2 separate regions of the Homo sapiens genome follow, and region 1 is linked to region 2. A link is an interaction called in ENCODE POLR2A ChIA-PET data of the cell type or tissue named here. Cell type or tissue: Panc1. All regions are shown on one strand.

What was found. Peaks named below come from ENCODE experiments on the same cell type or tissue, not always from the same donor. Only the 100,000 strongest peaks of a DNase experiment are listed, where the experiment ranks them.
Region 1: POLR2A ChIA-PET joins it to region 2 with 8 read pairs; 3 of 35 experiments call an interaction of 5 or more read pairs at or near these places.

The regions. Positions count from the first base shown.
Region 1 is chr1:117,304,373-117,309,372 of GRCh38, reverse strand. The region is part of intron 2 of LINC01525 (long intergenic non-protein coding RNA 1525); the gene reads right to left. Among named protein-coding and RNA genes, the nearest start is that of LINC01525, 11 kb to the right of the region's middle. In Panc1, no CTCF peak of the experiment used is centred here; no DNase peak of the experiment used is centred here.
Region 2 is chr1:117,169,312-117,174,311 of GRCh38, reverse strand. It overlaps VTCN1 (V-set domain containing T cell activation inhibitor 1), which reads left to right. Exons shown (of 6, transcript NM_024626.4): 2 at 4,141-4,205. Among named protein-coding and RNA genes, the nearest start is that of VTCN1, 39 kb to the left of the region's middle. RefSeq lists enhancers at 1,635-2,196, 2,197-2,759. In Panc1, no CTCF peak of the experiment used is centred here; a DNase peak (open chromatin) is centred at 2,471.

The DNA.
Region 1 (5,000 bases), 140 kb before region 2:
AGTGATCTGCCCACCTGAGCCTCTCAAAGTGCTAGGATTATAGGCGTGAGCCACGCTCAGCCACATGTTCTTTTTCATCCAACATTAATTCAGGGCAGTGAGTTTGCCCTCTGTATTTTTAGTAGCAGATACAAATAAAAGTCAGGCTGCTTTGGGATAGCCAGGCATGGGGGAGCTAAAGCACTGCCTCTGGTTATACCTCTTAAGCTCATTCCCCCTTGTAGCTGTGGCACCTATGGTCTCAGAGAGGAAGCCCAGAACCCTGAAGAACACAGTTCAAAAACCACTGGCACACATTAGCTCTCGACTCTCACCTGCCCTGGGAGGTAGGCAGGTCAGGAATTAACATTCTTATTTTACAGATAAGAACAGGTTCAGGGAGGCTATGTCACATTGGTAGTAACCCGTGGATCTGGGACTTCAACTCAATCTTCTGGTGCCAAATTCAATATTCTTTTAACTGCACCTATCCCCTGTCCTTTGCTCACTTCCCCAGTCTAACCTCTGATGGTGGAATGCCACAAGAAGAAAATTCACCAAAGGAGAATTAAGGGCTAACCCACACACCATCAGAAATCTACAAAGCCTCCCACATTTGCTGAACTATTCTTTCCTCATTCTGGAAGTGACAAGTCAACCATGGGTCTGATGACGAGAGGTTGAAATGAGAGTTGTTCTCTGTTTCACTGATCACCTTTAGTGACTGGAATTTCAATTTCTTAATCATTTCTGTCACTGCTTTGCTCTGTCTAAATATTTAGGCAGATCTGTGCAGAGTGGATTTGTCTGTTTGATGTGCTACATATATTTATGTATTCTGATAGTCAGTGAGGAAACCATGCCACAGAGAGCAGATGTGATGTGACAGTTGCCAAGTGTGGCTCTCACTTTTCCTGGCATTCCCTGGGCCTCTCAAAGGCAGTGCTGGATTCTGCCTTGGGACCACAGACTCCTGGAGAACTCGACCACCTGACTTTCCTCTTCTATGTTCATTTCCTGTGAAATATGGCCATATCCATGGCTTCTATTACTTTCCCAAACTCTGGCCAGATGCTCGATTCTATATCTGCAGGCCTAAACTCTCTCTGAAGTTCCAGAGCTTCCTTTCCGGTTACCCGTTTGTAGGAAGCATCCAAACTTGGATATTCAAAGTTAAATTGACTTCTGGCTGAAATGGTGACCCCTGAATTTCCTTGACTAAGGCTGCTGCCACCTACCTCCTAACAAAGCTAGAAAACTCAGAGCTTTCTTGAACCCTTCTCCTCTTTTGCTATCCACTTTAACTAATATACCAAGTCATTTAGATTCAACATTTTAAATATCTCTCATCTCTACCTCTCCGCTTCCCATCCCAGTTCCCACAGTTTTAGTTCCATCCTTCATCATTCCCTACCTGACAATTGCAACAGTTTAATGGGTGTTTCTCCAATTAGCTTAATTGGCCTCTTTCTCTGTTGATTCATTTCCTATGTGCCCCAACACTTAACCTTTCTAAGATTAACTTCTTATAAAGGATCCCGCACAGTCTATCTTTAATCCATCTTGTCAGACTCATCTCCCATTGCACAACTCAATCTTTTTTTTTCCTTCACTCCTATATCCATTCAGTCGGGAAATCCTCAAGGCTTTTTGATAAAATATATCTCACAGACCCTGCTGTGCTGTTCCCACTGCTAGTCTACCAAGATAATGCTGAGACTCATCACTCCTTGCCTGTACTTTTGTGATCATCTGAGAGTTCAGCTGATCTCCTTGTCTCCAGTACACCTTCATGTGTTTTTTCCTCCAGTATATCAATATATTTATTATTACAGCTTTATGTTCTATACTTAATATCTGCCACAGTGAGTTCTGCCCTATTTCTCTTTTGTCATCTCTCCCTCTTGTCATGAACTCATTATTTTCAAGATTACCAGCTATTTATAAACTTTAATTCCATGTATATGTTTAAGATCTTAAAATATTAAAATTACAGTAGGCAGATTAAGTTGGAGGAGAAATAACCTCTTTATAATTTTGAACTTTCCCCATTCATTAACATGGTATGTCTTTTTATTTGTGCATAAACATTTAAATCCTTTAATAGAGTTTTTAAATTTTCTCTATGAGGTTCTTTTTTTAGGTTAACTCTTAGATATGTTATTACTTTGTTGCTATTGAAAATAGTATTTTGTTTATATTATATTTTTCAGCTGGCTGTTGCTAGCATACAGGATGCTTTTTTGTGTCCTTTCAATTTTGGAACCCGGTTTATATATAAATGAGTTGGGTAACTTTCAGGCCTTTAAAATTTTCTGAAACATCTTTGATAAGAGAGAGAGTATCTATTCCTTGAAAGTTTTGTAAAATTTACTTGAGGCATGTGTGGGTGTGCATGCAAGAGGGGTGTGTGTGTGTGTGCGTGTGTGCACATTTAGGTACAAAGTTATTGATGACTATTTTAATTGATTATAGTTGATTCCAATTTTTTATTTCTTCTTGCCTCAATAATTTTGCTTGAGAAAGTTCTGCCTCCATTTTATTTGTGTAATCAAATTTATTAGCATATAATTCCTCATAATATTCTTTCATTATGTTTAAAATCTATTATATTTTTAGTTATTTTCCATTTTTATTCTATATCTTATTTATTTGTATCTTACTTTTTCTCCCTCATTACTCTTGCCAGAGGTTTGTCTATCTTACAAATCTTTTTGAAGAAAACAATTTTGGTTTTGTTTTTCTTCTTTATTGTATTTAACTTTTTGAGTTGATGAGTTAATTTTAGTTTTTAGCCAAGGAGTATTTTTTGGAATGTCTCTTGCATGTTAAAGTTCCTTTAGCCTTGTTTACCCAAGAATATCTTTATTGAATCTTCACATTTAAATGGGAAAGTTTAGTTCTAGGTTAGAAGTCCTTTTATTTTTACTCCTTGAAAATAACACTCCATTATGCCAGGTGTGGTGACTCACGCCTGTAATCCCAGCACTTTGGGAGGCCAAGGCAGGCAGATCACGAGGTAGGGAGTTTAAGACCAGCCTGGCCAACATGGTGAAACCCCATCTCTACTAAAAATACAAAAACTAGCTGGGCATGGTGGTGCGTGCTTGTAATCCCGGCTACCAGCTACTCCAGAGGCTGAGGCAGGAGAATTGCTTGAACCAGGACCCGGGAAGCGGAGGTTGCAGTGAGCCGAGATCACACCACTGCACTCCGGCCTGAGCTACAGAGGGAGACTCCATCTCAAAAAAAAAAAAAAAAAAGGAAATAACACTCCATTGACATATTGATTCCCATGTCACAATTGAGACAAATGATGTCAAATGTATTTGTGTTACTTTGTAAGTCATATATTCTCTTTCTGCATGATTGTAGAATTGCCTTTTGGAATTATACTATAAATCCTAAGGGAGGTTTTTTCTGCCTTTTTTTTTTCTTGTTCTTTTGGTATTGTGTTAGTCTTTCTATCTAAAATATTTATTTCGTCTAAAATCTTTTATTCTGGGAATTTTAGGTCTTTTTTACTCATATATTATCTCCCATATCAATCATCTATTGCTAAATACATAACAAATTACCCAAAACTTAGTGGCTTGCAAGAACAACAGTTATTTCTTGTGGTTCTGTGAGTTGGCTGGGTGGTTCCACTGCTCTTCTCTGGCCATACTCATGTGGCTGCTTTCAGCTGAAGAGAATCCAGAGGGCTGGGTTCATCTAGACAGCAGTGGCTAGGCCCCTCTCTCCATGTGATCTTTTGTCCTTAAGAAAGCTATAGTAGGCTTCCTCAGATGGTCAAAGCAGCTTTTGGCACAAGTGCTTACTAAGCCTGTTTGCTTCAAATTTACTGGTATTTCATTGGCTAAAGTAAGTTACATGATCACATATCCCACCCCAACCCCAAAGCACATGTACTTAACACATTTTTGCTTGCATCACATTTATTGATGTCCCACTGGTCAAAATAAGGCAAATGATCAAGTTCAGCATGAATGTGAGATGGGATTGATCATGCATTGTAAGAGGTGAGATTCACTGAGGAGCATAGTTTTGCAATCTACCACAATTCCTTTGTCTTTCCTTCTGGGACTTCTATTACATGGATGTTAATATTTTTATTCTAATTTTTTTTCACTTTTTTCTTCCTGGTCCCTTGTGAAGTTCCTCAGCTGAATCTTGTGTTCACAAATTCAAATTTTTCTGAATCTATTCTGCTTTTTCTCTCTTCACTTAATTTCCTTAATTAAGCTGTTATATTTTTTCTACCTGGTATTTTTGCTTGGTTCTTTTAAAAATGATTGTATTCACTTCATGTTAACAATATACGATCAGGCCGGGTGCAGTGGCTCATGCCTGTAATCCCAGCACTTTGGGAGGCCGAGGTGGGTGGATCACCTGAGGTCAGGAGTTCGAGACCAGCCTGGCCAACATGGCAAAACCCCGTCTCTACTAAAAATACAAAAATTAGCTGGTCATGGTGGCAGGCACCTGTAATCTCAGCTACTTGGGTGGGTGGGTGAGGCAGGAGAATCGCTTGAACCTGGGAGGCAGATGTTGCAGTGAGCCGAGATCATGCCATTGTACTCCAGCCTGGGCAACAAGAGCGAGACTCCATCTCAAAAACAAACAAACAAAAAAAGCCAACAACAACAAATAATATACGATAATCTCTCTCTTTGATAGTATATGTTATGCCTATTTTAATTTTTAATTAATTAATTAATTAATTTTTGAGACACAGTCTCACTCTGTCGCCCGAGCTGCAGCGCAGGGGCTCAATCTTGGCTCACTATAACCTCCGCCTCCCAGGTTCAAGTGAGTCTTCTGCCTCAGCCTCCTGAGTAGCTGGGATTATAGGCATGTGCCACCATGCCCGGCTGATTTTTATATTTTTGGTAGAGACGGGGTTTCACCACGTTGGCCAGGCTGGTCACAAACTCCTGACCTCAAGTGATCCGCCTGCCTTGGCCTCCCAAAGTGCTGGGATTACAGGCATGAGCCACCATGCCCGGCCTATTTTAATT
Region 2 (5,000 bases):
TAATAAATGTTTACTGAATGAGCAAGTCCTCCAAAAGCATTGATTTTTATTTGGGCCCTTTTGTAATGAGTGGGTACCAAAAGTACACTGTGAATCCCAATGCAGTGGTTAGAAGACATAGTTTTGCATTAAAAATTTCCTGCAGCATAGTTATTGGAAACCATTGAGGGGAAAGCAAAGATCAGAAAGCAATGTAAGAACCCCTGAAGTGAAATATTTTTTTCATCTTTCTAAAAAATTAATAAGCAATAGGCAAGAATTAATTTAGCTGCTCTGGTAGTTCCTGCTTCTCTTTCCAAGGCTCTGGAAGTTGAATTGTTTCCCAAGGGAATACTAGCTCAGAACAAACCTCACGGTGATTCCTGCCCTGATAGGGAATTTGGTGACAGATGGCAGGGTTGTTTTCACAGCGAGGGAAACGTGGGCCTGGTGTGATGGAGGGGCTCAGGAGCTTTGGCCGAAATGCACAACTTCCATTGTCCCCCCTCTTCTTGGCAAGGGCCCAGGTATCTGTTCAGTGTCGCTGTTCAGGTCCCCTCCCGTAAAAGTCACAGCTTTTAATAATAAACTTACAGCAATAGTTTATAAGTAAAATTTATTTATAGTAAAAAGTAGTGTATGAATAGCCCTTTCTGAATAATGCCACATTTATTATCTAATTTGATCCTGAAACAACCTTTTTGTATTAGTTTGCTAGTGCTGTTGTAACAAAGTACTGAAAACCAGGTGGCTTAGAAATGGAAATGTATTATCTCTCAGCTCTAGAGGCTGGAGGCCAGGATGGACATGTCTGCAGGATTTGTTACCTGTGAGAGCAGTGAAAGAGAATCCATTGCATCTCTCTCCCAGATTCTGGAGTTTTGCTGGCAACCTTTGGTGTTCCTTGAGTTGTAGATCTCTGCTTTCATCTTTACATGGTGTTGTGTGTGTGTGTGTGTGTGTGTGTTCATCTGTGTCCAAATTTCCCCTTTTTATAAGGACACCAGCCATATTGGATTAGGAATTAACCACTACCCTACTCTGGTATGACCTTAACTAACTACATCTGCAATTGTGTCCGGAATTTATTCCTTCTGGTGGGTTCATGGTCTTGCTGACTTCAAGAATGAAGCCGCTGACCTCGCGGTGAGTGTTACAGCTCTTAAAGGTGGCGCGTCCGGAGTTGTTTGTTCCGGAGTTGTTTGCTCCTCCCTGTGGGTTCTGGTCTCTCTGACTTCAGGAATGAAGCTGCGGTCCTTCACGGTAAGTGTTACAGCTCATAAAGGTAGTGCAGACCCAAAGAGGGAGCAGCAGCAAGATTTACTGTGAAGAGCGAAAGAACAAAGCTTCCACAGCATGGAAGGGGACCGGAGGAGTTTGCCGCTGCTGTCTGGGGTGCCCAGCTTTTATTCCCTTATTTGGCCTCACCCACATCCTGCTGATTGGTCCATTTTACAGAGTGCTGATCCGTGCGTTTACAATCCTTTAGCTAAATACAGAGTGCTGATTGGTGCATTTTTACAGAGTGCTGATTGGTGCATTTACAATCCTTCAGACAGAAAAGTTTTCCAAGTCCCCCACTCGACCTAGGAAGTCCAGCTGGCTTCACCTCTCACAATGACCCCATTAGTAAGTAAAGGCACACTCTGAGGTACTTGGGGTTAGGACTTCAACATGTGAATGTGGGGGGGGACACATGCAGCCTTTATAATAGGTAAAGCAGGAATTACTCTGTTTCCCATTTTACAAAAAAATAAGCCTCAGAGCGATGAAGTATTTTATCCAAAGTAAATGAAAACCCTAGGCCACACACAAGTCGGCTGCCTGTGTCAGTAGTCAAAGACAGCAGATGGTGCCTCTCGCTATGACTTTATCTAGCTGTTCTCACTCTCTTGGACCAGTAAGAACTGAGGCTACACTGAGGTGTGGGAAAAGAGGAGCAGTGGCCAAATATGGTCTCCCTTGGAATCAATTTAGCAGATGCCCTATTATTTAAAGCTTCGCTTGCTGCCTTGTGGCTGCACCTTATGAGGGCTTGGCCGGCAGGGGAACTGTTGTTTCTGTCTGGTGGGCCCATTCCTGAGCCATAGGAGGCTGGGAACAATGAGCCTATTCAGGGCAGAAAGTGCAAAGCCCCGCGTTTCTTTTTTCTCTCTATAGCATCGTTCTTTGCCTCCCTGTGCCTTTCTTTTGTCCTGCCTATTGAGTAACATCAGCGTGGGTGTTGGGAGCGTGTGAATTGGCAGCCGTGTGAGCGGGCGGCTGAGGACGTCTGACCGATGATGTATGCGCCAGGACAGGCAGCAACGGGCGAGCTTCCCAGGAACCACTTTGACCTATGCCTTCTGCTCTGCCTGAGTCACTCTCACGAGCTAAAGCAGGTGACCCCTCATGGAGTGCTTGTTCCCCTTGGCAAAGAAAAGGGACACGCCCCATCGGTGAGCTCCTACCCTTGGTACACTTGGAGGGAGTTGAGTACAGATTTAAGAGACAAATTCTAATCTCTGCTCTGCCACTTGCCAACTGTGTGACTTTAGGGAAGATGCTTAATCTCCCTGTGTCACTTCCCCATCTATAAAATGGAGACAATAAAATTTGTTCTCCTCCTAAGGTTACTAAATGGATAATTGATATAAGTTATACATGCTGCTTGGTTGGAACAACATGTCTGCCATATAATTCTAGCACTTAGTACATGTAAGCAATACTTCCTTATTTGTTTATTTAGTTTCCCGGGTGTCATTTGTTAATCTGTTCATTAAAAATTGGTGAGGATCCACCAGTTAGAATGCTGATAATTAAAAAGTCAGGAAACAACACATGCAGGCGAGGCTGTGGAGAAATAGGAACGCTTTTACGCTGTTGGTAGGAGTGTAAATTAGTTCAACCATTGTGGAAGACAGTGTGGTGATTCCTTAAGGATCTAGAACCAGAAGTACCATTTGACCCAGCAATCCCATTACTGGGTATATACCCAAAGGATTATAAATCATTCTACTATAGAGATACATGCACACATGTGGTTATTGCAGCACTATTTACAATACCAAAGACTTGGAACCAACCCAAATGTCCATCAATGATAGGCTGGATAAAGAAAATGTGGCACGTATACACCATAGAATACTATGCAGCCATAAAAAAGAATGAGTTCATGTCCTTTGCAGGAACATGGATGAAGCTGGAAACCATCATTCTCAGCAAACTAACACAGGAACAGAAAACCAAACACCACATGTTCTCACTCATAAGTGGGAGTTGAACAATGAGAACACATGGATACAGGAAGGGGAACATCACACACTGGGGCCTGTCAGGGGGGCTGGGGGCAAGGGGAGGGAGGGCATTAGGACAAATAATGCATGCAGGTCTTAAAACCTAGATGACGGGTTGATAGGTGCAGCAAACCACCATGACACATGTGTACCTATGTAACGAACCTGCACGTTCTGCACATGTATCCCAGAACTTAAAGTAAAATAAAATAAAAAATAATTGGTGAGGATTATATCAAAACACAGTGGTTGTATTTAGATGATGGGATTACAGGTGATTTATTTGTCTCATTTTTGCTTGTTTATATTTTCTAAACTTTCTGTAGTAAATATGTTTTTGTTTTTGTTTTTTTAATAAAAGAAAACAGACTCCCACTGATGACTTACGGAGTGCAGTAGATGAGGTGTGAGTGGGTACAAAGTGAAGAAGATGTGACCATTGTCCTTAATGGAGTTTAAAGTCTATGGAAGGAGATAAGACAGGGAGACAAATGACACAAGAGAGTGGACAGTGATGCTCAGGGAAGGCTGGGAACAGGACCAGTCCTTCTCAAGTGGCACCTGGCATTAAAGAAATGTTTTCATCATTCTTGCCCCAACAGTCTCCATATATGGTCTTCCCTGATCTGGAAATAGGACAGTAAATGGCACAGTCAGAGGCAAGGGTCACTCTTTTCATTGATCCCAGAGCCCCAGGGGGATGGGGATGGAATTGCTGAAATTCCTTTCTAAGGTACCCGTTTCTAGGAACAAGCTTATGTGGAAGAAAAAGTTGAGATGCTTTATGTAACTCATCTTATCCACAACAGATTTGTACCCCAGTTGCAAAGCAGCACATCAAGAGGAATGGAGAACTAATTTTCTGTTTCTCTCTCTCTTCCCGTAGCATAATTAGCATCATCATTATTCTGGCTGGAGCAATTGCACTCATCATTGGCTTTGGTATTTCAGGTATGTGATTTCTTGCATTACTACAATCTATTCACCCCTCACCATTAAACTCCTAATCACTCAGTGCGTTAGCATGGAAAGAGCCCAGAGCTTTGACCCAGAAAACCTCAGAGTATAGCATTCATTCTTCTACTTCTTGTGCTTTCTCTACATTAGTCAGTTAAGTCCTCGACTTCAGTGTCCTCATTTTTTATTATTTATTTATTTATTTTGAGACAGGGTCTGGCTCTGTTGCCCAGGTTGGAGTGCAGTGGCATGATCTCAGCTTACTGCAACCTCCACCTCCTGGGTTCAAGCCATCCTCTCACCTCAGCCTCCCAAGTAGCTAGGACTACAGGCATGTGCACCACCATGCCAGGCTAATTTTTTTATTTTTAGTAGAGATGGGGTTTCACCATGTTGCTCAGGCTGGTCTCAAACTCCTGAGCTCAAGCAATCCACCTGCCTCGGCCTCCCAAAGTGCTGGGATTGCCGGCCTGAGCCACCGTGCCCAGGCTAGTTTCCTCATTTTTGAGTGGGGAGATACTGTCAACATCACCAGTTAGTTGAGATAATCAAATGAGATGTTTATCAGTAGTCTATCTATCAGTCAGTGCTGAAGATGTCATTCTGGGATCATAGGTGAAGTGCTGCCTCTGAGCCATTCTGTCAGCGGTTGGCCTGGGTAGATGATTTCTTTGCAACGAAGCTTCAGCTGAAGTGTTAAAGAATATCAAGTCTTTGTACACAGGGGTCTTAGGTAAAGAGACAACTGGTCATGACTACTGTACCATGTAGGAAACAGATACCGCTGTA